Regions from separate parts of the Mus musculus genome. Here region 1 is linked to region 2. The links are chromatin loops, found by intact Hi-C in ENCODE. Cell type or tissue: heart. All regions are shown on one strand. Links, peaks and the distances in the headings refer to the core of each region. The heading gives the core; the rest is flanking DNA. Region 1 overlaps Adgrg7 (adhesion G protein-coupled receptor G7). Region 2 has its middle 23 kb from the start of Tmem45a2.

Region 1 (16,774 bases), core at 3,556-11,555, 320 kb after region 2:
AATGCTCTGTCCTTTAAATATACCTTTTTAAGTATTCATAATGTTACATATTGATGAGGATAATATAATGGATATTTCCAGCAATGCCAATCAGGTTTTGCATATAGAAATTAAAGAGCTACAGATATAAAAAGAGAAACTAACTGACAAGTTCCCATACTATTCTGTTTACTGGTTCTTCAGGGATATTTGTTCCTGTGCCAAGTATCCCTGTACAGTTCTGCAGGAATGGCGGAACCTGGCAAAATGGCAGATGCATTTGTACAGAAGAGTGGAAAGGGCTGCGTTGTACAATTGGTAAGTTACTTAAATAATACTATGATGACATATTGGTGAAACTTTTGTTAGTAACAACAGCAGCAAAAAAAAAAAAACCCTCTAGAAGCTTTAGCTAAAGACTATAGATACAATAAACATGATGAGAGCACTAAGATATGGATGCATGAATTAACCACAACTGTGATTGTCTTCACAAGACCTGCACAAGATTGGTCTGTCCACACTTCATCATGGATACCAGGGGCTTTTATGAGATTCTACTCCCTCCCTGGGAAACTACTGAGAGTTAACTGTTAGGGGAGGAGGCACGATTTTTTTCTCTAGGGGTGTATGCACTGATAAAGTTGCCCTTACCTCAGTAACGAATCTCTCACTCATGCTCTTGAGCAAGAAATTCTAACTAAACTTAGAGAATCAAACACAAAATGAAGGCATGAAAATAGGCAGAGGACTACCTTGGAAAGGGACTCTAGAGGATGGGGAATAAGAAGGAAAGTGGCAATAGGAAAAAAAATCTAACATTTATTATGTAATTGTATAAAACTGTCAAGTAATAAAACACAAGTACACATATATATGAAAAAAAATATTATAAATGCTAAAATTGTGAGATTTTTCCTCTCAACAATCAAAGCCACGTTTTCCTCTTAGGGTCTATATGATGGAGACACTGCAATATAGTTTCTGCAAGTCCTTTTGAGAGGTTATATGCTATTTGACTCTCTTTCAAAAGCCAGAGTTTTAGCATTTTACTTTTGAATCACAATGAGTCTAAGGATATACTTAAATATGTGCTTAATTCAGTTCTTTCCTTTCCCTTGAGCTATTAAATTTATGGTTTGATGTCCATACATGATGTCAGAGTCCCATTTCAAGCAGTTTCTGGATCAAGGTGTAGTTTCCAACAGTTTTCATTCTCATACTTCCATCTTGGAATAGTCTCTCCATATCCTCCAATTAATTGCCTCTACTCCTTCCAGCGAATGCATCCTATACCCCCGTGATTTTGTCCTTTTTGCTTTGACCCAAAGACTCATAAAGTCCTTTGCCACCATAGATTGTCATCAGGCCATTTTCTAGATCCTAATTGATTGATACATACTTCTTGCAATGCATTGTGTAAAGTGTGTTAGTGGTCACACCTTCCCCCAACCCAAGTCTGTATGGTGTACATTTTAACAGAAACCAATTATATAGCACATTTATTCTAATGGCAAAAATGTAAGCTGATAGAAAGTATAGAAACTGAACTGGCTCATTGACTATTGAGTCTTTTTTTTTATTCCAATTACACTGCAAAGATTCTGAAATTCATCTTTTACCCATCTTCAAATTTCAAAAATAAAAGATATGATTTATCATGAGAGAAATTTGTTTCCATTACAGCTAATTTCTGTGAAAATAGTACCGACGGTGAATTCACCTTTGGCAGTATCCCAGTGGGCAGATATGGACCCTCTTTGCAAACATGTGAACCGGGCACCCTCAATGGTATGTGTCCCTCCCCTGGAATCTCTATTTTACCACAAGAATGGTTAGAGTGAATCATACCTACCATTCCCCCAACTAGGATTAGCTCTCTGGACAAGACAGAAAGGAAAGTCTTAGCTTATTTTAATGTCAATGTTTAAAGGTTAGTGTAGAACTACATAAAATCATAATTTCCCTAAAAACTTTAACGTGGATCAGTTGTTTCTAAACTCTTCCTGATCTGTGTTTAACTGGAATTTTTTTCTCTAGCTTACTCTGTCCCATAGCATTTGTTGAGGTGAATATTTATTCTGTGAGTTGTAGCATTTGTGTACATTATTTTAAATCAATATATATTATAGATTTCTTCTGTACCTTTTTGAGTATATGTCTTTCCAACTAGAGACTAACTGGAGTAGGCCTGTTGTCAGTAGTCCTTTATTTCCTTGGTCACTTTGGTTATTCATCATGGTATATTTCTAGATTCATGACACTTTCATCAGTATGACAACCCTATGTGTTTGAGGCATTTCAAGAATCAAAGGAAGTATATTCTGGTTCTAATATGTTTCCAGACAGGAATGGAGAGACGACTCAGTGGTTAAGAGCACTGACTGCTCTTCCAAAGGTCCTGAGTTCAAATCCCAGAAACCACATGGTGGCTCACAACCATCCGTAATGAGATCTGACGCCCTCTTCTGGTGTGTTTGAAGACAGCTGCAATGTACTTACATATAATAATAAATAAATTGTTAAAAAATAAATAAAAGCAGCAAATACATAAGTTATAAAAAATATGTTTCCAGGCAAGATTCAGAATGTTGATGACTTAAATTAGTACCACACTGAGGAAAGTGTTCTGAGTATAGACTTTATTCATCCAGAGATCTCTTTTCATAATAACTAGAGCCTACTGGTCATGTAATTTTATCTAGATGTTTGACCTGTCCCTTGACTGCATTAATTTGTATCTTCTTAGCTTTGCCAGCATCCCCCATTTCTTACAGACTGGATGTTTCAAGAATGCAATCTCTTTAAAACTCATTTATAAAAATATATGGTAAAGCTATCATCAGTAACAGTGAGAATGATTTCATATTTTACTTAGATATTAACTTTTGGGTATATCCTGACCACACTGAAATTCTAAGTACATTGTAGGAATTGCTTTTTCCTACAATCTCTCTTTACTTATTCTATAAGTGATCACTCACATGTCCATGATCCATCCTACGATTAGTCCTTCCCAGCCTTCTCTTAGTTATAGTTACTATTGCTGTGGTGAAACACCATGATCTAAAGCAGCTTGGGGAGGAAAGGGTTTGTTTCACTCACACTTCCATACCACAGTTCAGCCCCAAATGCAATGAGGACAGGAACTCAAGCAGGGCAGGAACCTTGAGGTTGGAGCTGATGCAGAGGCCGAGAGGGAGTGTTGCTTACTGCCTTGCTCAGCTTGCTTTCTTATACAACTCAGGACAGCCCAGGGCTGGCTCCACCCAGAATGGGCTGCACCTTTCCCCATCAATCACTAAGAAAATGCCCTACAAGCCTACCTGCAGCCAGATCTTATGGGAGCATTTTCTCAAATGAAGTTCCTATCTCTCAGATGTGTCAAGTTGACATTAAACTAGACAGCACAAGCTTCTTAATATCTCAGAAAGCTAAAGGAACATGTCAATACATTTGTTTTTACTATGCATGTGAGCTTATGGATAACTGTTGTCTTCAGTTTCTATATTATATATATACCTTACATTTTTTATGCTTCATAAACCAGATACAACTTACAAAGCATAACTGCATGCTATGAATGGGAAAAAATAAGTGTCAGTAATATACCCATGAAAGTTATCACAGCTGATAGATATAATACTTGGGGGGGGGGCTAAGCCAGTCACAGTATCATCTTCTGTTTGACATTTATCTGATTCTTGAGAAACTATTATAAAAATGTTTATTATATCTTTGAATTTCAGACTGAGTCCATATCATTTTAAAGATATATATTTCAACTATTACCAAATCCACTTTTAATTCTGTTAAGAATTCTTTTTAATTAATTTATTTATATAACAAGTGATTACAGTGCATTTCAATGATACTTGAATATATTCATAATTCAACGAATAATGGAAGAGGCACACTTGGTATGACTTCTTAAAACATCTAAATCCTATATGTATTAAAACTTCTTATTATGTTGTCTTAGTCAGGGTTTCTATTCCTGCCCAAACATCATGACCAAGAAGCAAGTTGTGGAGGAAAGGGTTTATTCAGCTTACATTTCCACATTGCTGTTCATCACTGAAAGAAGTCAGGACTGGAACTCAAGCAGGTCAGGGAGCAGGAGCTGATACAGAGGCCATGGAGGGATGTTCTCTACTGGCTTGTTTCCCCTGGCTTGCTCAGCCTGCTCTCTTATAGAACCCAAGACTACCAGCCCAGAGATAGTCCCACCCACAAGGGGCCTTTCCCCCTTGATCACTAATTGAGAAAATGCCTTACAGCTTGATCTCATGGAGGCATTTCCCCAACTGAAGCTCCTTTCTCTGTGATAACTCCAGCTGTGTCAAGTTGACACACAACTAGCCAGTACAAATGCCTTGCAGTAGATGTATAGTGATCATATAAATTAATGAAAACCCTAACCTGTTTTAAGTGTCATTAAAGCAGTTTTTGATATCAGCATCTCTTACCATTTCTCAAAAAGCAGCTGCCTTAATACTGATCCTGAGAAAAAGTGTCGCCTGTGATTAACCACCCCTTTAATTATGATTTTACCTATACATATGTAATCAGTAGTAATTGGATGACAATGAGGTGGAAAGTTCACATGATCTGAGGAAACAAAACTGCCCAAGGAGATGCTTTCCTGAGAGCCAGTAGAACATCTAGCATTTGCTGAAATACTCTGGAATTCTATGCCTTTGGGAGTTACCCAGATTTGCATAGAGATAAAGGATTAACATATAACTTAAGAGCCAGTAAGAAATCTTATATATAGGTTCTAGTCTCAGCTTAGTTTACCTTCATTGTGACCTGTTCAAAGTTATTTCATTCCTATGTGTTAGAAAGTAAATCTTTCTTGAGACAAAGAGGGGAATAAATAGCAACTGGTCATGGCAGAAACTCCCATTTTAAAAATCAAGACAATTGTAGAATACTGAAGCAATTGGTTGAGTTTCCTATTACTGGGTATTAAAATAATTCCAAATGCTCATCCTAAAACAATGCCTTAGGTTTCTCACCGTGCTATAAGTTGGTTGTGGCAGCTAGAATGTTCATTTGGGGAACACGCATGGTGACCATTGGCTACAGCACCTCAATCCAGCAGTACATTGTCTCCCAGTATCAGACTCACTCCCTCATATTGTGATCTTAGGAAAGCATTCTAACATCTTAAAATGGTGGAGACTGAAACTGAGAGAATGTTTGAGGCCCAGGTGCTGGAAGTTGTGTATTTCCACCACACTCCATTGATGAAGGCCAGTCACAGGTCAGCCCAGACTCAAGAGTGAATACATGCAGTGCCCAGCAGAGTCACCCTGGCACAAAGCATTCAGTGGTTTCCATGTTTGGCTTTTTACACTTTTTTCTTTTTTATTGAAGCGGGCAGTCCTAAAGCAACTCGGCTGTGCAATGTTTCTGAGTTTGGAAACATAGAACTACAAAATGTAACCAAAGGAAGTTGTAATATAAATCTACAGACCCTGGAGATACAGGTAGGCCTTCTAGCCCATCCATTGGGCAGCGGGATACATTCTGAGTCTAGGCCAACTCTTTGGTTTTTACATACCTAAAGGTCAAATTGATGCTTTTAAAACTCTCAAATTATAAATCACCATATCAGTAAGTGAAACCATTCTTATTTGGTTAAAAGTCGACATCTCTTTAATGTTGACATTTTATTTCAGCAAATGGTAGCTTAGCAAATATTTTAAATGACCTTATATTTGTAGACTGCTCAAGCTTTGACTGAGCGTAGAGCCCTGGCTTCATAAACCAAAGATAGTCTACTTCATTAAAATGAATGAAAAAGAAATTGAACAATTCATTACCCTTAGACACAGACAACTTCATGTTGACACTAGTCTCAGGGTTATATCCATAAGGATTTATGACTAGATATGTTTCCACTCATCTTAATTATATGGGCTGAGGAATAGACAATCGAACATGCATAGAAGTGCTAACTTGTATAATCACTCAAGAAGAGAAAGAAGCTGAAAACGTTGATGTGGCACTTCTTTGTGCAGAGATTTTATCTTATTTCTTCTTTATCAAATTGGCTATGATTTCCATACTAAAAGTGATTACAGCTAGTGCCACCAGATATTTTATCTTATTTCCTTATCAAATTGGATATGATTTCCATACTAAAGGTGATGCCACCAATGCCAACAATGGATGATCATTTACTGCTACCAAATACAGATGATCCTGGACATAAAATTTGATTAAGACCTGATAAGCCCACTGTATATTTAAAATGTATTTAAATCACCTAATCTACTCAACATCATGGTTGACCAATGAAGCATACTCAGTTGTCTTCATCATCTTGGGAATGACTAGAGGCTGTGGTTTGCTGCTGTCCAGACTCATAAAAGTGCAACACATTTTCATGTCATTAGCATCCGAATGAGTCAATGTGCTGTTGGTACTGAATACATCACTTCTGAATTGTAATGCCAAAACCAATAAATAAATAAAATGTAAATAAAACTTTGGTTAATTGGGGGAATGTCCCTGTACCATTTAAAACATTTTAAGTACACTGCTAAGTTTTTGAAATCATGTTTAAGCTTTATATTTAATATTTAAGCCACAGATAAATATTATAGGTGAGGAAAAGTTAGAACTCTTGAGTGAGAATGCTTTTGCCAGGGACCATCGCCAAGCTGACACAGAGCTACTGCTGAGTTTAAAATCCACAACGGGAGGAGAGGCCCTTGGTCTAGCGAAGATCATATGCCCCAGTACAGGGGAATGCCAGGGCCAAGAAGGGGAGTAGGTGGGTTTGGGAGCAAGGCGAGGAGAGGGAATTAGGGGGCTTTGGGGATAGCATTTGAAATGTAAATGAAGAAAATATCTAATTAAAAAAAAAATCCACAAGGAACCACAGCAATTTCCTTATCACAGATGGCCAGGGTGTGGGTGGGTTGGAAATGAGAGAGCGGTTGTGCAGGTAGCTATCAGTTACATATTGAAAGGAAGACTACAGATTCTGGAATCTGACAAGCCAGTATTAGCCTCTTGACGCTGCGATTTCCAAGCTGTGTAAACTTTAGGATAAGCTTCTAAACGTCTCCAAGTCTTTTAAGTCTTTTTAGGAGGGAGCTCAGCTCACAGAACCATTTTTATTTATAATTTATAGTATAAATGATGTATGCTTATATATTTTATTATGCACACCCACACCCTAAAACACCAGTGTGCTCAGCACTGAGACTTGGCTGTTGAATTCAGTATTTGTTTTTCTGCTGCCTCCTTACAAATGAGTACTTGTTTGATTTTCGAAGGGATGGTGCCATCTAGTGTAAAACTGAGTTCACTGCATCCCCACACGTTGACTCCACTTCCATAGCAACGTGACTATAGCTGTTCCTTGTTCTTTATTTTACTTTTTTTTTTTACAATTTTTTATTTTATTTACATTTCAAATATTATCCCCTTTCCCTGTTTCCTCTCTGCAAAGCTCCTATCCTCCCTTACTTTGCTTCTATGAGGGTGCTCCCCCACCCACTCCCCACTCCCACCTCACCACCCTAGCATTCCTCTACACTGGGGCATCAAGCCTTCACAGGACCAAGAACCTCTCCTCCCATTGATGCCACATAAGGCCCATTCAGCTCCTTCAGTCCTTCCCCTAACTCCTCCATTGGGGTCCCTGTGCTCAGTTCGATGGTTGGCTGCAAGCTGCCGCATCTGTATTGGTCAGGATCTGGCAGAACCTCTCAGGAGAAAGTTGTATAAGGCTCCTGTCAGCAAACACATCTTAGCATCCGCTATAGTGTCTGGGTTTGGTGTCTGCACGTGGGATAGATCCCCAGGTGGTGCAGTCTCTGAGTGGCCTTCCCTTCAGTCTCTGCTTCACTCTTTGTCCCTGTATTTTCTTTAGACAGGAGCAATTCTGGGTTAAAATTTTGAAGATGGGTAGGTGGCCCCATTTCTCAACCGGTGGGGGGGGCGTGCCTAACCTCTGGATATGGTCTCAACAGGTCCTCCCTCCTCTTTGTGGGGTATTTCAGCTAATGTCCTCCCTGCTGGGTCTTGGGAGCCTCTTGCTTTCCTGACATCTGGGACTTTCTAGTTGCTACCACCAGTTCCACATCCCCCATTGCTACACACCTCTGTTCAATTTCCTGACCCTCTGTATATTTCCTCCATCTCCTCCCATACCTGATTCTTCCCCTCCTTTTCCTCTCCCCCTCTTCTCTTCCTTCCAATTCCCTTCCGCCTTCTACTTCCCTTGATTATTTTGTTCCCCCTTCTAAGTAGGACTGAAGCATCCACTCTTTGGTCTTCCTTCCTCTTGAGCGTCATATGGTCTGTGAGTTGTATCACCTTGTTCTTAATATAATGCACGCAGATAGTCGAGAATGAGGGGATTCCCCGGGGTTTGTGAACTGTGTTGCTTACACACAAAAAAAGAAGCAAACAAAGATTCGGTTAAACAGCTCATTCAACTGCAGTCATTTGCAAAATGTTTAGGAATACGTGTATAAACTAGACTTTTTGAAATAAACAAAACTACCTTTAAACAGATAAACAACCAAACAGCAAGTGCTGAGAATATTTCTAGAGAAGCCCAGGTTTTAACAGCAGATGCCAGTAAACTGACTGCTCAGAATATCACTTCTGCTACTACAGTGGTTGGACAGATCTTCGGTAAAGCCAACAATGAAAGCCAGGTAAAACACAAGATTTTATTTTTATTCACTTTACATACTTCTCCCTCCTGTTCACTCCCATCCACTAATCTTCCCCCTCTATCCCCCTTCTCTGAGTGGGTGATATCCCTGAATATTTCCCCACCCTGGCACATCAGGGGCTAGGCACATCTTTTCCCACTGAGGCCAGGCAAGGCAGCCTAGCTAGAAGACCATATCTCAAGGATAGGCAACAGCTTTTGGAATAGTCCCTGCTCCAGTTGTTTAGAACCCACCTGAAGAACAAGCTGCAAATTTTTTTTACATATGCACAGGCAGGCAAAGGTCCAGCCTGTGTATGTTCTTTGGTTGGTGGTTCAGATTCTGAGGGTCCCAAGGGTCCAGGTTAGTTGACTCTGTTGGTTTCCCTGTGGAGGTCTCACAATCCTTCCCCCTATTCTTCTACAGGAGTCCCCAAGCTGTATCCACTGCTTGGCTGTGGGTGTGTGCATTTGTCTGAGCCAGCTGCTGGGCCGAGCCTCTCAGAGGACAGGCCATGCTAGGTTCCTGTCTGCAAGCACAACATAGTACCATTAATAGTGCCAGGGATTGGTGCTTGCCCATGGGATGGGTCTCAAGAGGGAATCTCAGTCTCTCCTCTATTCCCCATTCATGAATTTTTTTATAGACAGGATAAATTTGGGGTGGAAAGTTTTGTGGGCACTCCACTGGTGTTCTTGCCTGGCTATAGGAGGTGGCCTTTTCAGGTTCCATAGCCCCGGTGATGTGACAGCTAAGGACAGCCCCATTGATTCTTGGGCACCCCCATCATCCCAGGTCTCTGTCACATCCTGGAGATGCCCTCCACCTCTCCACCCCTGTCTGTCTCCTGTCCTTCCCCACACCTGATCCTGAATCCCCCTCCCCACTCCCACCCAGTTCCCTCCCCACACCTGCCTCTTATGACTATTTTATTCCCCCTTCTAAGTGAGAGTCAAGCTTCCTCACTTGTGTCTTCCTTCTTGTTTAGCTTCTTTGGGTCTGTGTAGTGTAGCATGGGTATCCTGTATTTTATGGCTAATATCCACTTATAAGTGAGAACATGCCATGCATGTCCTTTTGGGACTGAAAAATCCAAGCTTTTAAGTCGTAAGAGGTGTTTGGGATTGTAGCCTATTGATAGTGTTTCATTAGCGTATGTGGGGCCTTATGTTTGATTCCCAAAACCTAAAATGGGAGGAACATCCTGAATTCTATTCCTTACACAGTGATTTGAGTGATGTTTAAGTTAATTGGGCAGAGAACACTTCCTAGGGAGATGCTCAAAGAAGTTAAACTCCTTGTCTAAACATCCTCTGGAATTAACGTGATGATTATTATTATATTAGATATTCCAGCATGTCTTAGAATAAACCAGTCTCTTTATTAGGTACAGATTAACAATTTTATTAAACTGGGTCATCCCTGTTCTATCCCAAATAAACTGTTTTCCTACACACTTGCTCTGAAATATGCCTTTTAATCTCTGCATTTGTGTCAAGCATACTCACAGGTTGGTCTCTGGCTTTCTAAAAAGCCCTAAGTGAGGTTTACAGGTCTAATATCATGGCCTGCTAAATTCTCAACCATTAAAAGTATACTTGACATTTGTCATCAATGGAGTTCTTAATTTGGTCAGCAGGGTTGTAAGCTATCAAAATGATGTACATCAACACAGCTCATTTCCTTCATGATTTTCAGATAACCTTCTTTCAAAAACTGTTTTACTTACCAAAGGTTCTTTGAAAAGTAGGTTTTAAGTAACAAGGTAATTAAAGACAGAATTCAAAGAATATGCACTTCTCCCTGTAAAGTTTAGTTGGTAAAAACATGTAGGAATGAAAGGCCAAGAGACTATATCTCTGACACACCTGAGTGTTCAATTATTAGAGAACAATTTTACTGATGGCTAAAAGTACACCTGATACTAAGTATTTAAGTTGTGCTAAGTATTGTGGGCTGTGAGGTTTGGATAGCCAGCACTGCAGCAATATTTGTGTCTACTTTTATCCAAGCCAAGTGTTTTTGTGAGCAGAGAGAACTCAGTGAGTGACTTTATCATGAAGTCAAATTCAAACTCCTAAGCCTCCTCCTTCCCCAGCTTCATTTATGTTTTTACTTCTTATCATGGGTCTTTCTTTTATCTCAGGTCTCAAACTGAAACTTTGATTTTAAAAAGTTACTTTCCTTTGGACTATCATGCTATTCCTGTTATTGGCTACCATGATAATTCCTCATGATCAGAGTGATAATTATGCATGACCCATATCTTATGCGACGTGCCTTCTCCTTCACAGGCAAAAAAAACTGCTATAGCCACAGTGAGTCAGATTTTGGATGCCAGTGAAGATGTTTTTCAAAAAGCTGCTGAGATGGACAACAGCAAATCCTTTAGCAAGTAAGCAACTGTTTGGAAAGAAAGTTTGAGGAAGTACCATCTACCTCCTTGGGTGAAAGTGTGACTATTTCTCACGGGGCTACAATAACTGCCTGATGCTTTGGGAATTAAGAGAAAACCCTTGACTTTCTACTTGATCTTGTTCTATATGGAGTGATATGGGCTACTTACTTGGTTTGAGGTGTGCTCATGGGCTAGGAGAAAAAGTGACTCTGGGATGATTCAGATTACAGTTTGTTCTCTTTACCTGGGTCTGATGTGTTCAAAGCATCAGCCTCTGCATACAGAAGGTGTTCTTCCAACTCCCTTCTCCATGCACAGAGCTGCAGAGAGCACCCGACTACAGGATGTACCACACTGTCAGCCTACAGTCCACACCTCAGCTCTCTCTTCCCAAGAATTGATAGGCGGGGTTTGTTTTGTTTTGTTTTGCTTTCTGTTTTCCTATGGCTACTTTGGGGGGAAAAAAGGAATTCCAACCCCCCCTTCCTTTGCTTTTGCTTATTAAGGCCATGTACTTGATTATTTTTGATTATGTATGTATACCCACCAAATCATATTTAGTTACAGAGGCCTATCATTAAAATACAGTTTTAAACCTATTTTTACATTTAATCTTGCTTACTGCAGAAAAATGAGCAAATACATAATGGGCAAATTCTTTGAAATTATTTACCTCAATTGTTTAGAATATACTCCAAATATTTTCTTTCTGTATATAAGTTTATGCACTCATACATAAGTAACTACATAATGTGTTAACCTATTGTCATTTACTACCTTAAAACCTTTTAAAAGCTATGACTATGTATACATGCACATAATTTTATATTATTGCATCCTACTTAGAGTCCACTGGCAGAGAAGCACAGCAGGATGACGATGTACTACAAAGGGGTATTTATTGGATTGACTTATACAATTTGGGGCACAACAACAGCTATGTGCACACTATAGAGGCTAGGTCAGTAGCTGCTCAGAATTCAAGGATGGATGCCTCAGTCGTCCTTCCGAAGGCCTAAATGATTTCTGGAGAACCACGACCTTCAGCTCAATTGGAAGGTCTAAGAAGTTGGGTTTTAATATCCGCACAAAATGGCAGCAGCAACAACCAAGCAGGCTCATTCCCTGCAAACCGAGGAAGACAACCAAGCTCACTGCCTTGCCTTCCACCCTCCTCATATCAGCCTTGTCCAGAAGGTGATGTCCACTCTAGCAAAGGATCTTGGCCCCTGTAATTAATTACTCCTGAAAACACCATCACAGGCTTTCAGGGGTGGTGGGGGGAGGGCTATCTTTTAGTTGATTCCAGATCTAATCAACTTGACAATCACTATTAACTACTGGATCCGTGAGGTGGCTCAGGAAGTAAAGATATTTGCCATCAAAACAGACAACCTGAATTTGATTCTCAGGTTCCACATGGTACAAGGAGAAAACTGACTCCCACAAGCAGTCCTCTGACCTCCACATACATGGCATGGCACCCATACATTCCACACCACCCACACATACCCATACCCCGCGTGCAACCCACCCCCCCACACCCACCCACACCCACTCCCCCCACCCCCCGCACCCCACCACACCCGCCGCACCCCACCACACCCGCCGTACCCCACCCCACCCCTGCGCACACACCATGCACACACACACACACCTGCATACACACAGACACACATACCCCGCGTGTATGCACACACACACCCAGCACACATGCACCGCACACCCGCACTCCCACACATGAACACCCAAACCACACCACACACACATACACACAAATGCTTTTTTAATCTAACCAAGTCTCTGATGTTTGGTAGTCTTCAGATTATATCAAGCCTTTTAGCATTATGGGCAATCAACATTCTGTATAAAAGCATTTTATATATCTATCTCTATCTCTATCTATCTATCTATCTATCTATCTATCTATCTATTTATCTATGTATCTATCTATCTATGGACATCCTCCATATAATTTACAGTTTTTGACTGAATATAGCCATCTATTTAGGGTTAAACTATCAAAGTTAAAAAAGGATGCATATGAAACAGAGCATTCATAGTATGTTTCATAAGTTGTATAGAAATTATCTAAATATACAGAAATAAATGCATATATTATAGGCAAGCACTGTGCCATTTTATGGAAGAATGTAAGCATTGTAAGATTTCAGTGTCCATAAGGATAACAGGGCTCAGGACCCAATCCCCCATGGAAACTGGGGGGCAGCTATACTCTTAAAGAGCTACCAAGAAAGAGCTCTCTTCATTCTCTTCCTTTCAAATGAAGGGAACTAAATTTTCTCAGGGTAAGGCTGGTTCTCCAAACTCTATCTGTTGAGGCAAGCCTATAAGAGGGTCTCTTCATAAGCCAGGGATCAGCCACCAATCTCTTTTACTTCTCTCTCCTGTAACTCACCGAGTTCAGCCTCTGAATCCTCCTTTTAGTCTGTTTATTTAGTGGAAATAGGAAAGCTGGAAGCAAACGGGACGGAGAGGGATGGGAAGGAAGGACTCCATCCAGCTTCAACCCCATCAAGTTGTCATAGTGAAGTGTCTGTTCTCCTCTTCCGGGCTGGCGGGGCCACAATGTCCAGGTAGCCAGAGCTCTGAGGCTCTGAATAGGGTTTCTGTTGGTGAAGGCAATATGGTCCAATCAACAAGTTAGGTTTTAAGTTTTCCTTTTGAACACAGCTTGCAATGGCCAATCTGTAACCCTGGATCCTTGCTGTTGTATTGAAGGTCAAAATTATCTCCCTAGTGGCCTGATTTGAGAAGTAAAACTGTCTCTGTAAAATAATCCACTTTTGCATATGCATTTCCCATTGTTTGAATTTCTACTCTAGTTAGCTTTCTTAGATAACTAAGACAGTTATGTACTTGAGTTTCCCAACTGTCTTAGTTACTGTTCTATTGCTGTCATGAAACACCCTGAACAAGACAACTTAGGAAAGAAAGTATTTGACTGGGGGCTTTCTTAGTTTCAGAGGGGCTAGTCTATGACCAACAGAGTGCGCAGGAGGGCAGGCATTGGAGCTGTAGTTGATAGCTTACATCTTATCCCACAAGATGGAAGCAGAGAGAGAGAGAGCAAGACAAGGTTTGACATGGCCTTTTGAAACCTCAAAACCCACCTCCAGTGTTATATCTTTTCCAAGGCCACATCTCTTAAGCCTTCCTAAACAATCCCCCACCTGGGAACCAAACATTGAAATATATGAGCCTATAGGAGCTACTCTCGCTCAAACCGCCACACTGACCAAGTTGAAATTTATTGTAAGATGTACTGAATCTCACCAAAATCCAAGCATAAGGTGGTAACAGTCAGTGTATGTGTGCAGAGCCAGATCTTCCCTGGGGGGAGGGAGATGGCTAGGGCCCGAAGGCTGCTTTGCAGTCTTCCTAAGAGTATGTGGGCCCGCCCTTATTCTCAACAGGAAGAAAATTGCCTCTTTTTCTTTTGTATTTATCCTTTCAATGATAGAATGGCCTGACTTTTTACTCTAAAATCCGAAACTTCCTGATCACACCAATCGCCCTGACTAGAAGATTACTAATTGAAAAACTGGATGGCCCCTTTCAGTCATGTAAGTCTGTTTGACTGCTGCCTTTTGAATCAGACCAGCTACTCTGAGGCCCATATTTAACCTACTCCGTTATGACATGAGAGAAAAATGGCCTTAAAAGTAGCTGTGAGATGACTTTCTAGAAGTGTCTCTGACTGTGGTAAACAACCCTGACACATTTAGCACATCTTTTCTCAGCCTTTGAATGCCTGGGGATACTTTTCTTGGTACCCCAGTGTTTCAGTATTCCTTAATGGGAACTTATCAGGTACAGTGGAAGCAAACGATCCTCTTAGCAGTTTAGAGCCATCATTAGGTAAGTCCTAATGAAAGATGCCATCGGGTATTAATATTATTTATTACATTGGAAATATGTAGCACAAACTGCCAACAACTCATGAAATTGTGTAACGTTTGAAATTTAAAAGTCATTATCCTCTTCTAGAAATGTCTAGTTTAAGCTTCTTATAAGACTATACTAATCAAAATAATTCACATTTTTCTGTATCTATTTTAAACTGCAAATCAATTGCATCCCATCACCACGTTTTATAATAAAATATAATCAGATAAAACAAAAACTAGCACAATGGAATTGAGTAAAACAGGGGAAAATGAGCCCAAGAGAAGGCACAGGAAACAGAGACACACTCATTCACACACTCAGGAATCCCATAAAAATACTAAAGGAGTCTGTAATATGTACTCAAAGAACATTCTCTCTTTTTTTGTCAATTTTTTATTAGATATTTTCTTCATTTACATTTCAAATGCTATCCTGAAAGTCCCCTATACCCTCCCCCGCCCTGCTCCCCAACCACCCACTCCCACTTCTTGGCCCTGGAGTTCCCCTGTCCTGGGGCATATAAAGTTTGCAAGACCAAAGGGCCTCTCTTCCCAATCATGGCTGGCTAGGCCATCTGCTACATATGCAGCTAGAGACACGAGCTCTGGGGGTACTGGTTAGTTCATATTGTTGTTCTTGGTTTAGGGTTGCAGACCCATTCAGCTCCTTGGGTACTTTCTCTAGCTCCTCCATTGAGGGCCCTGTGTTCCATTCAATAGATGACTATGATCAAAGAACATTCTTTCTGCCTCCTTTTCTCTAAGGTTCCCTGAACTCTAAGAGGAGGAATTTGATAGAGGCAACCCATTTAGGGCTGAGTGTTTCAAGGTTTCTCTCTGTGTGTACAAAGTCTGGCTGGCTGTGGATCTCTGTATTAGTTCCATCTGCTTTAAGAAGAAACTTCTCTGATCAGGGCTGAGTAAGGCACTGATCTGTGAGTATAGCAGAATGTCATTAGGAGTCAGTTTAATGCTATGTTTTTTCTGTTTTTAGAGCAGTGGTATTTGGGTTTTACTCTGTGTTTCTGGGCTATCTTGTCTCAGGTTCTTGGTCACCTAAGCTGTGTCAGGTATGAGTTCTATCTTGTGGAGTGGGCCTTAGGTTGATGAGATGTTGGTTAGTTGCTCCTACAAATTCTTCTAAACAAACAAAGCTTCCAGTTCCAGAATAGGTTATATTTAGATGAATTGTTGGCCAAAAAATGGTTCTGTGGGAATCCCCAAACAACCCAGGCACTTGCCAAGACTCTCCACAAACTGAAGGGTGATGCCCCATTGCAGAAGACCCTATCTACACAACTCCTTGGACACGGAGAAGTTGAGCTGGTGCCTACACAGTCCTTCACACCTGCATATTAGCCTTCTTTATACAGGAAGGTACTCTGCCCACCATCAAAGGAAAAACATAAGTACCAGCCAGACAAAATCCCTCTGACCTGCAATGCTGTCCTGCCTGCAAGATATGCTGATGCAATGGTGGCACAAAGCCTGTGGGAGCGATAATCATAGCATTTTTTTAAAAAATTGCATGTGATAAAACAAAACCCTGGTGAAGAGAGGCAGATATATATTTAAGTAAATGCACACACACTTATTTAGTAGTTGTCAATGTGACTACATAGTCTGTGTGCTCCTGCCCTTTCTCATGAGGGAAACAACACATCTCTTGGGTTTATGACAACATGCCATGTTCCTGTGTTTTATTCTATGCAGTCTTATCAAGCAAATGGAGAATTACTCCTATTCTCAAGGTGATCAGACAGTGGTGGAACCCAATATAGCAATCCAGTCCGTCACTC
Region 2 (14,360 bases), core at 4,818-12,817:
TGCCCATTGTTGTGTTAGTTGGAGTGCAGACTTTAAGTCATTCCAATAGTTTCCCTTAATACATAGAGATATTCCATAAGTTCTGTGACTCTAGAGAACCCTGACTAATACTACTAATAATACTTACCTATTATTATTATTATGCTTTTGTAATAAAATTGTTAAAATTGGCACACTGTTAAAAGTCACACCGTAGGCAGTTTCACACAGAGCTAGACTGAAGTTGTCGCTGCTGTTAAATATAAAAGGCTCTGGATTGCTAATGCAGAAAGAAGATGTCATATGCTTAGGCATGTCACTTTATCATCATAATAAAGCCATTAGTCACATAACTCAGGGAAGGTACTCAGACTCCATAAGAGAATCCTTTTTGTGTGTGTTAAGTGGGAGCAACCACTCCATTGTAGGACTTTTCTCTGTGAGGTTAGGTAACAAAGCCATGGCTCCCAGACTTCCTGGAACACTCTGAACTGTAGTTTGCTTCACTTTTTATTATCCTGGGACCTGGAGTTTAACCTTTGAGGAGCCTCACTTTTCTGTCAGTCATTTACTCAAGGGCAGAAGGAATACAACTGAACAGTGAGTTAAAGCAGAAGAACGAACAGTCCATCCAAAGGTGAAGATAACCAGTTTCCCCATTTCTTTTACTTTTTGGGCACATTAATTTTAAAAGGTTTAAAAAATAATAATATTTTATTTTTGATACTATGATATATGTACATAATTTACCCTTTTCCTTCCCTCAAACACCCCCTTGCTCTCTTTAAAATTCATAACCTATTTTATATACATATATACATACATCATAATACACATTAATATATAGTAATATATATATATATATAATGAAGACTGAGTAGGTGGTAATTATAGATTTAACTAAATATAATAATTACAACATACAATTATATATAACTAAATATAATTACATGTAAATATAATTACCACCTGCTCAGTCTTTACAATGTTATTTATGCATGCCTTCAGGGTTAACCATTTGATATTGAATATTCTTCTCTGACTTCATTAGTTACCTGAAGTTCTTTGTGCAGGGTCAGGGCCTGATGAGCTTCCACATTAAAGAAAGTTTTCTTTGCAACAGACAGAGACTAACTAGTACAGAAAACTACAACCAACTAAAATACAGAGTTGTGGAGCCCAGTCCTACAGGTATACTTACAACTCATCTCCTGTACCTAAGGCTCAAGGATCATTGTGTCAGAAAGGAAGGAAAGATTGTAAGAGCCAGAGGAACTCTTTGCTATGAGATTGTGTCTTCTGGAATGGCCAGATTTTACAATTTTATAGTAAAATATTTTTACAGTAAAAGATCAGTTTTACATTTACATCAATATCAAGTAGAAGATACAGATATTTCCCATTTAACCACCATGCCCAGGCAGGAAAGCATAAGACACAATTTATGGGTACCTTGAGACTCCATTTGTTTTTGGTTATATTCCTCCTTGTAATAATGCACTTGGCAGCTCAGTTCCTTTACCTATACATATTATGTGTGTGTGTGTATTTGTGTGCGTGTGTGTGTGTGCATATGAGCATACACACACACACACACACACACACACACACACACACACCTCTCTATACAATCCCTGGAACTCCCTGGAACCTCTATCTGCATTAGTACTTCTATCTCTGAACAAGAGACTAACTCTTAATCCTCAGAAACAATAAAATCTAGACAGTTTCTATTCCAGATTATCCTAATACATTCAGATATAAAGCACAGATGCTTCAATTTGGCCAGAATTGTTTTGAGGTATAACAAGACAAAATTGTGATATCTCATAAACTTGTAGGGAGACTCTTTTTTTTTTTTTTTTTTTTTTTTTGAGACAGGGTTTCTCTGTGTAGCCCTGGCTGTCCTGGAACTCACTTTGTAGACCAGGCTGGCCTCGAACTCAGAAATCTGCCTGCCTCTACCTCCGGAGTGCTGGGATTAAAGGCATGCGCCACCACGCCTGGCTTGTAGGGAGACTCTTCTATTTAACATCTTATGCCTATGCATCACTAGGCATGCATGTGATTAAAGCCAGATGCATTATGGGAAGGGACATAGGCAGAAGAAAAGTGATCTGACCTAATTTATTAATCAAAACAGGGAATTGCCTATCCTGTATCTTTTAGGGACCAATCTTGACCTCTTGAACCCTACAGAAGGAAACCTTAACAATAAGTGGAGCTTTTACACACTGCTACTCACGTGTCTGGTCCACTGTCTGTCTTGATGGTCCATCCTTCTCTGATCTGTACAAAGCATTGCATTTCTCTGGGGAAAAAAAAAAAGGAATTCATTTTGCTTCTTTAGAAAATTTGTGGGAGCATTTCTTTTCAACTCCTTGGATAAGAACTTTATCAACATCTCTCAGTGTGGTCCACCTGACACGATCAGAGAACTGTCTCTATCAGTGTTTACCTTAGCGTTCACTTTTGGTTTTTCTCAGTTTGTAGTTCAGTCAAATTTACAATGTCACACTCCCACTATTGTGATAGCTTGGAGTGTGGTTTCCATGCCAAGAAACTGACTTCCAATTTAGAAAATTCTTTGGCAATTTTGCTCGTGTACCATGATGCATTTTGATAAATTTCTATCTTCTATTGTTTCCCTATTTCTATACAACCCTCTTTCCATTCCCACTGAACTCCCTTTGTTCTCAACAACCCCCGTCTTACTTTTATGTTTTCTTGTGACCTGTTTAGTTTATTTAAGGTTACATGGCATGGGAAGGGGATTATTCATTAATTATTATCATTATTTATTGGAGCATGGAAGAGTCCTCTGTGGTTGCACTTCCTCCCTGGCAACCTTTAACTCTAATAGGTTCTGGGGAGGGGTGGGGCCTCATGAATCCTTGCCTCTTATGTGATAGGATACTGGTTGGCCCTGTCCCAGGGAGGTCGTGGGCAGATGGCCACAGCTGCTATGAGCTCCTCGGAGCAGCAGACATGTCCTGTTCACAGAGCAGTGTGGAAACTGAATACTTTAGTCAGTGAGAACCTGGGACGTGGAGTCAGGGAGTGCGCAGGACTTTTCCTTGACTGGAGATTCTTGGGAAAACAGTGCAAACAGCAGTCCTTTGTAGTGCAGGTCCTCTTCTGGTTTGTGTGCCCCTTGCTGCAGTGTGAGTACTCTTGCATTTGGGAGTCAGTACAACTATGTAGTCACTGAACCAATAGCAGCAGCCACTGTATACTGAATACAGGGATCCCTATGGCCAGGGGAATCTCAGCATGTGAGAAATTCCGGACCTGAGTACTGGACCTTATTATTTATTTATTTATTTATTTATTTATTTATTTAAAATCTTTCTTTGCAGTCCAATCATTATCCCTCCCCACTTGCTGGTCCGCTCTCCCACACTTCATCGTCCCTTTCCTCCTCACTTGTTTCCAAGAGGATGTCCCCACCCCCACCCTGACCTCTCCAGGTCCCCACTTCCTGCAGCCTCAAGTCTCTCAAGGGTGAGGTGTGTCTTCTCTCACTGAGGCCAGACCAGGCAGTCCACTGCTGTATATGTGGTGGGATTCTCAGCCCAGTTTTTTTATGCTGTCTGGTTGGTGGCTCAGTGTCAGAGTTCTCGAGGGTACTGGGTCCTTTTATAGTGTGCAGAAAAGACAGGTAAAACTGTTTAAAGCTATTTAGGATATGGCATTATGACATTTGGGGGCCATATATTTGGAGAGAATAAAAATTCCAACATAGCTTACTAGCAGCAAATATTTTTAAAGAAGTGTCTCTTGTTTGTCATCAGTTAGAGTTGTCTTTTATGTCCATCTCCATTTTCCATAAATAATAACAAACCAAAGATTAAAAAAACCTGTGATATAAAGTATAGGCTTTATATTGGGACCAAAACTCTTTGCATATATTTTCAGGGTTCTTGATGGTAGAGTTCATTTATATAAATATTTGTATCTTACTCCCAATCTCAGTACTTAAGGCATCCCCTACTCCCAATACTAAGTCACTGGATAGACCTAGGAGAATTATTTTAAAAAGGGGGAAGGAAGAAAATATTCCTAAAGGACAGAAATAAAATGTTAGACATTGGCAATTTTTGGTATGGTTCTTCAGGAAATCCCTGTGTCTCCCCACTTCAGTTCTTCTCTTCTCTCTTAGAGTCTCTCCACTCTTCAGCCCACCAGGGCCTCTTTTCCTGCTAGCACATTCCATCTCTGGCAGGGCCTCTGCTCCACAGAGAGTCCAGCTTCAGAGAGAGAACTGGCCTGTGATTCCTACTGAGCCCCTAAGATTGGAACTCAACCACCAGTTCTTCACGGCAGTCCCCCAGTACATACTTTTATATCCGTCTTCTGTATGAAATGCCCATGCTTGTTAAAGGTAGACACCGAGCCTGCTTTGCCCCCGATGTCCACAGGACCCAGTACCATGGATGACCAACAGCAACTGAACTAACACATGCAGATTTACTTCAGGGATTGTAGTGGTTTTACAAATCCTCAGCCATTATATTCCTGCTGAGAACAGCTTTCTATACAAGCGAATTAGCTAGCTAGAGTTGCCATAACTACCACAGGGTTGCTGAAGCTAGAGAAATGAGCATCCTAAAGTTCTGCACCCAGGAAATCCCCCAATTCTGGTTTCCCAATTCTCCGTACTTTGATTGTAGAGGATGCTGCTTGCTGTCTTCAGCTGGCCTTTCGTTCTGGAGCAGGTGTCTGCTGCTTCTGTCACACTACCTTCCTCTCCATAGAAAGCATCCGTACACTTCAGGTAAACCCCTCTTTAATGCCCCATTTCCCCTTAGCCTCTGTAAGACCTTACTGCTAAGCACACTCATATTTGGTGCTATTGGGACTTCATTACAGGAAACCTTGGGGACTTTGGGGACTATAGCTCTGCTCATAACAATGTCCAGTGGATAGATTTAAGCAGGTGAGTGTTTTAAGCTTGTTGACACCTACTGCCATACCTTTTGGGAATGCTGTACATATTTATAGTCCGACCGGGACAGGATGGTAAACCTGTCTCCCCATGCTCCCCAAACTTACAGACAGGATCAAAACCAATTCAACTCAAGTCATGTCTTACAGTGGAAATACAAAGGAGAGAGGCCAACAGGCTTTGAAATAGTTACGTTCACGGCAGGTTGCTGACCTCTGACTGGACCTCCACTCTAAGTGTAAGGATGAGCCACTACCACTGCCTGTGGTAGTGCTGGTGCTGCTTCATGGCAGAGGTCACACCCAGGGGGCCAACAGGCTGGTCTGTGGTGTTTTAGTACTGGGATCCACCGCAAGGAACGTCTGAGGTCTCGCCCCTGTGTATACACCCAAAGCTAAGGTTTGTGAAGAGGAACTGCTGCTTAGGGCTATGAATCTTAAACTACAGCTGGGCTCCGACATCTTTATTAATCAAAATAGGGATCATTATAATCAACACACTTAAAAAGTTTTTAAAATTTAGACTTATCCACTTTGTATGCGAGTGTGTTTGCCTGCATGTATGCATACGCATTGTGCACATGCTTGGCGCCTCTGGAGGTTAGATGTATGCACTGGAACTTCTGAAAGTGGAGTTAAAGGTGGTTGTGAGCCACTGTGGGGTGCTAGGAAGCAAACCCAGGTCCTCTCCTCTGTAAGAGCTACAAATGCTCTTGTGCTGATTCTTCCCTTCAGCCCCCAATGAACACGATTTCTTTTTGTCATTAAGAAATAAGTTTGTTCTTTATATGCCCCAGTACAAGGGAATGCCAGGGCCAAGAAGTGGGAGTAGGTGGGTAGGAGAGCAGGGCAGAGGGAGGGTATAGGAAACTTTTAGGATAGCATTTGAAATGTATATATATATAAAATCTAATTTAAAAAAAAGAAAAAAAAGAAATGTTTGTTTATTCATGTAATGTAGGAATCTATGTTTTTAAATTTGATGAACTCTTTTTTTTAAATTAGGTATTTTCCTCGTTTACATTTTCAATGCTATCCCAAAGGTCCCCCATACCCACCCGCCCAATCCCCTACCCACCCACTCCCCGTTTTTGGCCCTGGCGTTCCCCTGTACTGGGGCATATAAAGTTTGCAAGTCCAATGGGCCTCTCTTTGCAGTGATGGCCGACTAGGCCATCTTCTGATACATATGCAGCTAAAGACAAGAGCTCCCGGGTACTGGTTAGTTCATATTGTTGTTCCACCTATAAGGTTGCAGTTCCCTTTAGCTCCTTGGGTAATTTCTCTAGCTCCTCCATTGGGGGTCGTGTGACCCATCCAATAGCTGACTGTGATCATCCACTTCTGTGTTTGCTAGGCCCGGCATAGTCTCACAAGAGAGAGCTATGTCTGGGTCCTTTCAGCAAAATCTTGCTAGTATATGCAATGGTGTCAGCATTTGGAAGCTGATTATGGGATGGATCCCTGCATATGGCAATCACTAGATGGTCCATCCTTTCGTCACAGCTCCAAATTTTGTCTCTGTAACTCCTTCCATGGGTGTTTTGTTCCCATTTCTAAGAAAGGGTAAAGTGTCCACACTTTGGTCTTCGTTCTTCTTGAATTTCATGCGTTTGGCAAGTTGTATCTTATATCTTGGGTATCCTAAGTTTCTGGGCTAATAGCCACTTATCAGTGAGTACATATTGTGCGAGTTCCTTTGTGATTGGATTACCTCACTCAGGATGATACCCTCCAGGTCCATCCATTGGCCTAGGAATTTCATAAATTCATTTTTTTAAATAGCTGAGTAGTATTCCATTGTGTAAATGTACCACATTTTTCTGTATCCATTCCTCTATTGAGGGGTATCTGGGTTCTTTCCAGCTTCTGGCTATTATAAACAATGCTGCTATGAACATAGTGGAGCATGTGTTCTTCTTACCGGTTGGGACATCTTCTGGATATATGCCCAGGAGAGGTATTGCGGGATCCTCCGGTAGTACTATGTCCAATTTTCTGAGGAACCGCCAGACTGATTTCCAGAGTGGTTGTACAAGCTTGCAATCCCACCAACAATGGAGGAGTGTTCCCCTTTCTCCACATCCTCGCCAGCATCTGCTGTCACCTGAGTTTTTGATCTTAGCCTTTCTGACTGGAGTGAAGTGGAATCTCAGTGTTGTTTTGATTTGCATTTCTCTGATGATTAAGGATGTTGAACATTTTTTCAGGTGCTTCTCTGCCATTCGGTATTCCTCAGGTGAGAATTCTTTGTTCAGCTCTGAGCCCCATTTTTTAATGGGGTTATTTGATTTTCTGGAGTCCACCTTCTTGAGTTCTTTATATATATTGGATATTAGTCCCCTATCCGATTTGGGATAGGTAAAGATCCTTTCCCAATCTGTTGGTGGCCTTTTTGTCTTATTGACGGTGTCTTTTGCTTTGCAGAAGCTTTGCAATTTTATGAGGTCCCATTTATCGATTCTTGATCTTACAGCACAAGCCATTGCTGTTCTATTCAGGAATTTTCCCCCTGTACCCATATCTTCGAGGTTTTTCCCTACTTTCTCCTCTATAAGTTTCAGTGTCTCTGGTTTTATGTGGAGTTCCTTAATCCAATTAGATTTGACCTTAGTACAAGGAGATAGAAATGGATCAATTCGCATTCTTCTACATGATAACTGCCAGTTGTGCCAGCACCATTTGTTGAAAATGCTGTCTTTTTTCCACTGGATGGTTTTAGCTCCCTTGTCAAAGATCAAGTGACCATAGGTGTGTGGATTCATCTCTGGGTCTTGATGAACTCTTGAAACCATTCTGCATCCTGTTGGTCGTGTAAGCATTTTCCATGGAAAAAGTTGTCCAGATGCTGAAGAAGTCGTAGTCATTTTGTTAACAACATTTTGTGAACGTGGTGATAAAGCAAAGCTCTATAGTTTAACTTGTTCGACTTTTGAGGCATTGGCTGTGCAGTGTTTGGTCAGAATTCAGCCTTTCCTGTTTATGGATGCCAGCTGCAGGCATTGAGATTTTCATTGCTTTTCATTAACTAGTTTAGCATATTTTCCAGACATAAAGGATTCGAGATGGATCACATTGGCAGGATACTACCAACAGCAACCATGACTTTTAAGAATGCAGGTTTGCTCTTAGGAAGTGCTTTGGAGCACTTTACCCAATTCAACCACTGATCTAGGTATTGCTGGTTATCCTTCACAACCACTTTTGGTCACACATCATGATCCAATGGACAAACTGGCTCATGACTGTTTCACAGAACAGTAGAAAAAGACAGCTCAGAATGACACTATTTGGTTAGCTTACGAGACACACCCTTGTTGAGCTTTTACAACCCTTCATTGTATTGGAAATGCTAACAATCTTTGGATAGTCCATGTGTGCTCTCTGGCAACTTCTCATCTAGTCGTAGAAGATCATCTGAAATGAGCTGGCCATCGTCAACTTTCCCCCTGCCAGCAGCTGTGATCCCATCTTCAAGGCTCCAGTCACCTTTGTGGAATTTGACCCACCACAGCAGTATATATCTGTTAGCAGTATCTGGGACAAAGGTAGTATTGTTGCTGAGAGTTGTCCCTAACGTTTAAAGTCCATTTTGAACTCTAAGAAGGAAGTAGCTCAGATTTTCTTTTTCTCTAATAGTACTACCACAATATAAAATAAATATAATAAAAATATAGCCAATGAATATAGTCCAAACATAAAGCAAGACATGCGCACTAAAATGATGTATAGCATAATCATATTTGTTAAGAACACATTCTGATATGTTCACAGTGTAGCATTCACAATTGCTTTCACCAGCCTAATAGTAGCCAGTGTTCACTCTCAGTTCCTTGACCCCGTTGTTTAGGGCTCTTGGGTTCTTACTTTTACCCCATGGCAAATGCTGCTTTATTGTTTGTGTCTGAGCTCAGCGTAAATCATATTGTTTGAGCATTTGGGTCTCTCCCTCTCTGTAGGCCTAACAGTGTTTCTCCTCTTGGCTATTGATTCCAGCCATGTCCAGTGATTACAAGACTGATTAATAGCAACACATTCTAGACTCAACTAACCAGTGAAAGTGGCTCTTTTTGTTTGTCATCTTCCTCTGTGTCACTCTGCAGGCTATGGGTCTATTTTTATAATCCAACCTAACATTTTTTTAAAAAAAATTATTTTTATTTATTTCAAATGAATATGTGTATATACATTTAAATGTATGTATGTATCTGTGGTGATGGTAGGGAGGTCTGTGCCATTTGAGAGACAGGCCTGCAGAGGGCAGAAGAGGACAACAAATCTCCTAGAGCGGATGTTACAGTTACTTATGATCAGCAGGACTTATGTTCTAGGAATTAGGTGCTTTGCAAGAGCAGTATTGCACTCCTAACTGCCAAGCGATCTCTCGGATCCCTTCACCGGGACTTTGTTCACCAGCAGTGGCTTAAATCTGAAATCTGATGGTCCCAGGGACATGTTTGTAAAGAGCAAGACAATCTTTTCTCAATCTTATTATGAGAGTCTGAAAGTCTCTAAAGAGAAAAGTAAAAAATAAATTAGCCATCTTCTAAAAATTCATATCATACACCAAAAACATGCCCCAAATAAACAGCCATCTACCAATACTCCAGCCCCACTTGGAAGAACACCATGTCCTAAGTCCTCTCATCCCAAAGCTCTGTTGTAAGGGTGACAGGTTTATGGTGTATCCAGAGGAAAGCACTGTACCACTGGACCAATATCCATATCTCTCTCTCTCTCTCTCTCTCTCTCTCTCTCTCTCTCTCTCTCTCTCTCTCTCTCTCTCTCTCTCTGTGTGTGTGTGTGTGTGTGTGTGTGTGTATGTGTGTATACACACAAAGATACACACAGATCAATCACAGGTACTTGAAATGCTCTTAGCTAGAATAACCCAACACTTCAGGAGTAAGTATTCACATAATGGCAAGGCCCTGGTTGGCTCTGTAGGCCATGAATGTGGCTCTCAATCTTGAAAAATGAAAAGTTGTGGGGTTAGGCTTTGGTTGAAGCCATCTTCTTTGAACAAAACTCAGGATTGCTTTGATGCATTTTTCTCGGTCTGTCTTTGGTAACAGCATATCAAAATATTATCACTATCATGAACTGGACAACAGGTGCAAATTTATTAAAAAGTGGTTCTCATCTGGAATAATAATGGTAAATTGGGAACTGAAAATGTGGTGGGATTTTCTGATTGCCCACATTATAACACTTGAAAGGATTGCAGTCTTGAGCTCATTTTAAAAAATGATTTTACTTATTTCTAGTGTGTGTGTGTGTGTGTGTGTGTGTGTGTGTGTGTGTGTAAAGTAAAGGTCATGCTATGTGTTTGGAGTCTGTCTTAGTCAGGGTTTCTATTCCTGCACAAAGAGAGTGGGTATGTATGTTTGTGTGTGTATATGTGTGGACTTGTCTGTTTGTGTATGTGCATGTGTGTATGGCTGTCTTTGTATGTGTTTTTGTTGTATGTGTGTGTGTGTGTGTTTGTGTGTGTGCGTGCATGTGTGAAGTACAGGTATTTTTGCAGTGATATGCATTTGGAGGTCAGAGGTTAACTTTCTGGAGTTGTTCTCTCCTTCTACCATGAATCCTAGGGAATGAACACAGGTTATCAGGCTTGAAGGACAAGCAGTTTTAACCCACTAAGACCTCTTGTTGGTTCATGAGCATATTTTTTTGTATTGGTGTCTCTGATTGTTGTGAAGTTTTTTGTTTAACCAGAGCATGACATTACTATATGTTTCTGGAGTACAGTGAGTGGTTGTATTGTGCCAAGGAACATACCAGGCTATTTGGGAACACACCCGTGGTTGTGAGGGAACTGCAGGCTGTGACCACTACCTGCTTGAAATGGTTGTGTAGGGTGCAGGCGATGGAGCTCCTAGTAGCAGGCAGTGTCCTAGTGATGCTAACCTACTGCTGAGTTTTGTTGCCTGAATAGCCAATCTAATGTCCCTAAGATGATGGAGTCTAGATGACCTTGAAAGATCACTCTACAAAAAAACGTGGGGTGGGGGGAAATCCATCGTCAAAGTTATAACTGCTAGAAGCTTGACCAGGCCCGGCATGTGTGTTAAAAGATGGTGACAGGCAGACTGTGGCTTGTTTCCTGGTCATGTTCTCCCTCCCAACCTGTGTGTGTGTGTGTATACAGTATGATTGTAAAGATGCTTCAGGATCTCATTTTCTTTTTTTTTAATTAGGTATTTTCCTCATTTACATTTTCAATGCTATCCCAAAGGTCCCCCATACCCACCCCCGAATCCCCTACCCACCCACTCCCCCTTTTTGGCCCTGGTATTCCCCTATACTGGGGCATATAAAGTTGGCAAGTCCAATGGGCCTCTCTTTGCAGTGATGGCCGACTAGGCCATCTTTTGATACATATGCAGCTAGAGACAAGAGCTCCCGGGTACTGGTTAGTTCATAATGTTGTTCCACCTATAGGGTTGCAGTTCCCTTTAGTTCCTTGGGTAATTTCTCTAGCTCCTCCATTGGGGGCCGTGTGACCCATCCAATAGCTGACTGTGATCATCCACTTCTGTGTTTGCTAGGCCCGGCATAGTCTCACAAGAGAGAGCTATGTCTGGGTCCTTTCAGCAAAATCTTGCTAGTGTATGCAATGGTGTCAGCATTTGGAAGCTGATTATGGGATGGATCCCTGCATATGGCAATCACTAGATGGTCCATCCTTTCGTCACAGCTCCAAATTTTGTCTCTGTAACTCCTTCCATGGGTGTTTTGTTCCCATTTCTAAGAAAGGGTAAAGTGTCCACACTTTGGTCTTCGTTCTTCTTGAATTTCATGCGTTTGGCAAGTTGTATCTTATATCTTGGGTATCCTAAGTTTCTGGGCTAATAGCCACTTATCAGTGAGTACATATTGTGCGAGTTCCTTTGTGATTGGATTACCTCACTCAGGATGATACCCTCCAGGTCCATCCATTTGGCTAGGAATTTCATAAATTCATTTTTTTAAATAGCTGAGTAGTATTCCATTGTATAAATGTACCACATTTTTCTGTATCCATTCCTCTGTTGAGGGGCATCTGGATTCTTTCCAGCTTCTGGCTATTATAAACAAGGCTGCTATGAACATAGTGGAGCATGTGTCCTTTTTATCGGTTGGGACATCTTCTGGATATATGCCCAGGAGAGGTATTGCGGGATCCTCCGGTAGTACTATGTCCAATTTCCTGAGGAACTGCAAGACTGATTTCCAGAGTGGTTGTACAAGCTTGCAATCCCACCAACAATGGAGGAGTGTTCCCCTTTCTCCACATCCTCGCCAGCATCTGCTGTCACCTGAGTTTTTGATCTTAGCCATTCTTACTGGAGTGAAGTGGAATCTCAGGGTTGTTTTGATTTGCATTTCCCTGATGATTAAGGATGTTGAAGATTTTTTCATGTGTTTCTCTGCCATTCGGTATTCCTCAGGTGAGAATTCTTTATTCAGTTCTGAGCCCCATTTTTTAATGGGGTTATTTGATTTTCTGGAGTCCAGCTTCTTGAGTTCTTTATATATATTGGATATTAGTCCCCTATCTGATTTGGGATAGGTAAAGATCCTTTCCCAATCTGTTGGTGGCCTTTTTGTCTTATTGACGGTGTCTTTTGTTTTGCAGAAGCTTTGCAATTTTATGAGGTCCCATTTATCGATTCTTTTTTTTTTTTTTGTATCTATACACATTTTTTTTCATTTGTCTTTTTTCCATTTTTTATTAGGTATTTAGCTCATTTACATTTCCAATGCTATACCAAAAGTCCCCCATACCCACCCACCCCCACTCCCCTACCCACCTACTCCCCCTTTTTGGCCCTGGCGTTCCCCTGTACTGGGGCATATAAAGTTTGCATGTCCAATGGGCCTCTCTTTCCAGTGATGGCCGACTAGGCCATCTTTTGATACATATGCAGCTAGAGTCAAGAGCTCCGGGGTACTGGTTAGTTCATAATGTTGTTCCACCTATAGGGTTGCAGATCCCTTTAGCTCCTTGGGTACTTTCTCTAGCTCCTCCATTGGGAGCCCTGTGATCCATCCATTAGCTGACTGTGAGCATCCACTTCTGTGTTTGCTAGGCCCCGGCATAGTCTCACAAGAGACAGCTACATCTGGGTCCTTTCGATAAAATCTTGCTAGTATATGCAATGGTGTCAGCGTTTGGATGCTGATTATGGGGTGGATCCCTGGATATGGCAGTCTCTACATGGTCCATCCTTTCATCTCAGCTCCAAACTTTGTCTTTGTAACTCCTTCCATGGGTGTTTTGTTCCTAATTCTAAGGAGGGGCATAGTGTCCACACTTCAGTCTTCATTCTTCTTGAGTTTCATGTGTTTAGCAAATTGTATCTTATATCTTGGGTATCCTAGGTTTGAGGCTAATATCCACTTATCAGTGAGTACATATTGTGTGAGTTCCTTTGTGAATGTGTTACCTCACTCATGATGATGCCCTCCAGGTCCATCCATTTGCCTAAGAATTTCATAAATTCATTCTTTTTAATAGCTGAGTAGTACTCCATTGTGTAGATGTACCACATTTTCTGTATCCATTCCTCTGTTGAGGGGCACCATTTATCGATTCTTGATCTTACAGCACAAGCCATTGCTGTTCTATTCAGGAATTTTTCCCCTTCAAGGCTTTTCCCTACTTTCTCCTCTATAGGTTTCAGTGTCTCTGGTTTTATGTGGCGTTCCTTAATCCACTTAGATTTGACCTTAGTACAAGGAGATAGAAATGGATCAATTCGCATTCTTCTACATGATAACCGCCAGTTGTGCCAGCACCATTTGTTGAAAATGCTGTCTTTTTTCCACTGGATGGTTTTAGCTCCCTTGTCAAAGATCAAGTGACCATAGGTGTGTGGATTCCTCTCTGGATCTTCAATTCTGTTCCATTGGTCTACTTGTCTGTCAGTATACCAGTACCATGCAGTTTTGATCATAATTGCTCTGTAGTACAGCTTGAGGTCAGGCATGGTGATTCCACCAGAGGTTCTTTTATCCTTGAGAAGAGTTTTTGCTATCCTCGTTTTTTTGTTATTCCAGATGAATCTGCCGATTGCCCTTTCTAATTCGTTGAAGAATTGAGTTGGAATTTTGATGGGGATTGCATTGAATCTGTAGATTGCTTTTGGCAAGATAGCCATTTTTACAATGTTGATCCTGCCAATCCATGAGCATGGGAGATCTTTCCATCTTCTGAGATCTTCTTTAATTTCTTTCTTTAGAGACTTGAAGTTCTTATCATACAGATCTTTCACTTCCTTAGTTAGAGTCACGCCAAGGTATTTTATATTATTTGTGACTATTGAGAAGGGTGTTGTTTCTCTAATTTCTTTCTCAGCCTGTTTATCCTTTGTGTAGAGAAAGGCCATTGACCTGTTTGAGTTTATTTTATATCCAGCTACTTCATCGAAGCTGCTTATCAGGCT

What was found. Hi-C counts contacts between places; a loop is a spot of excess contacts. Peaks named below come from ENCODE experiments on the same cell type or tissue, not always from the same donor. Only the 100,000 strongest peaks of a DNase experiment are listed, where the experiment ranks them.
Region 1: a loop joins it to region 2, with 14 times the contacts of the local background. A loop is called at or near these places in 35 of 42 quality-filtered maps.

Annotation. Positions count from the first base shown.
Region 1 is chr16:56,762,105-56,778,878 of GRCm38, reverse strand. It overlaps Adgrg7 (adhesion G protein-coupled receptor G7), which reads left to right. Exons shown (of 16, transcript NM_172825.3): 2 at 184-297; 3 at 1,666-1,770; 4 at 5,362-5,474; 5 at 8,520-8,666; 6 at 10,961-11,061; 7 at 16,689-16,774. Among named protein-coding and RNA genes, the nearest start is that of Adgrg7, 25 kb to the left of the region's middle. In heart, for the core only: a CTCF peak has its summit at 7,290 (motif pointing left); no DNase peak of the experiment used is centred there.
Region 2 is chr16:57,087,499-57,101,858 of GRCm38, reverse strand. No RefSeq gene overlaps it. Among named protein-coding and RNA genes, the nearest start is that of Tmem45a2, 23 kb to the right of the region's middle. In heart, for the core only: a CTCF peak has its summit at 9,172 (motif pointing right); no DNase peak of the experiment used is centred there.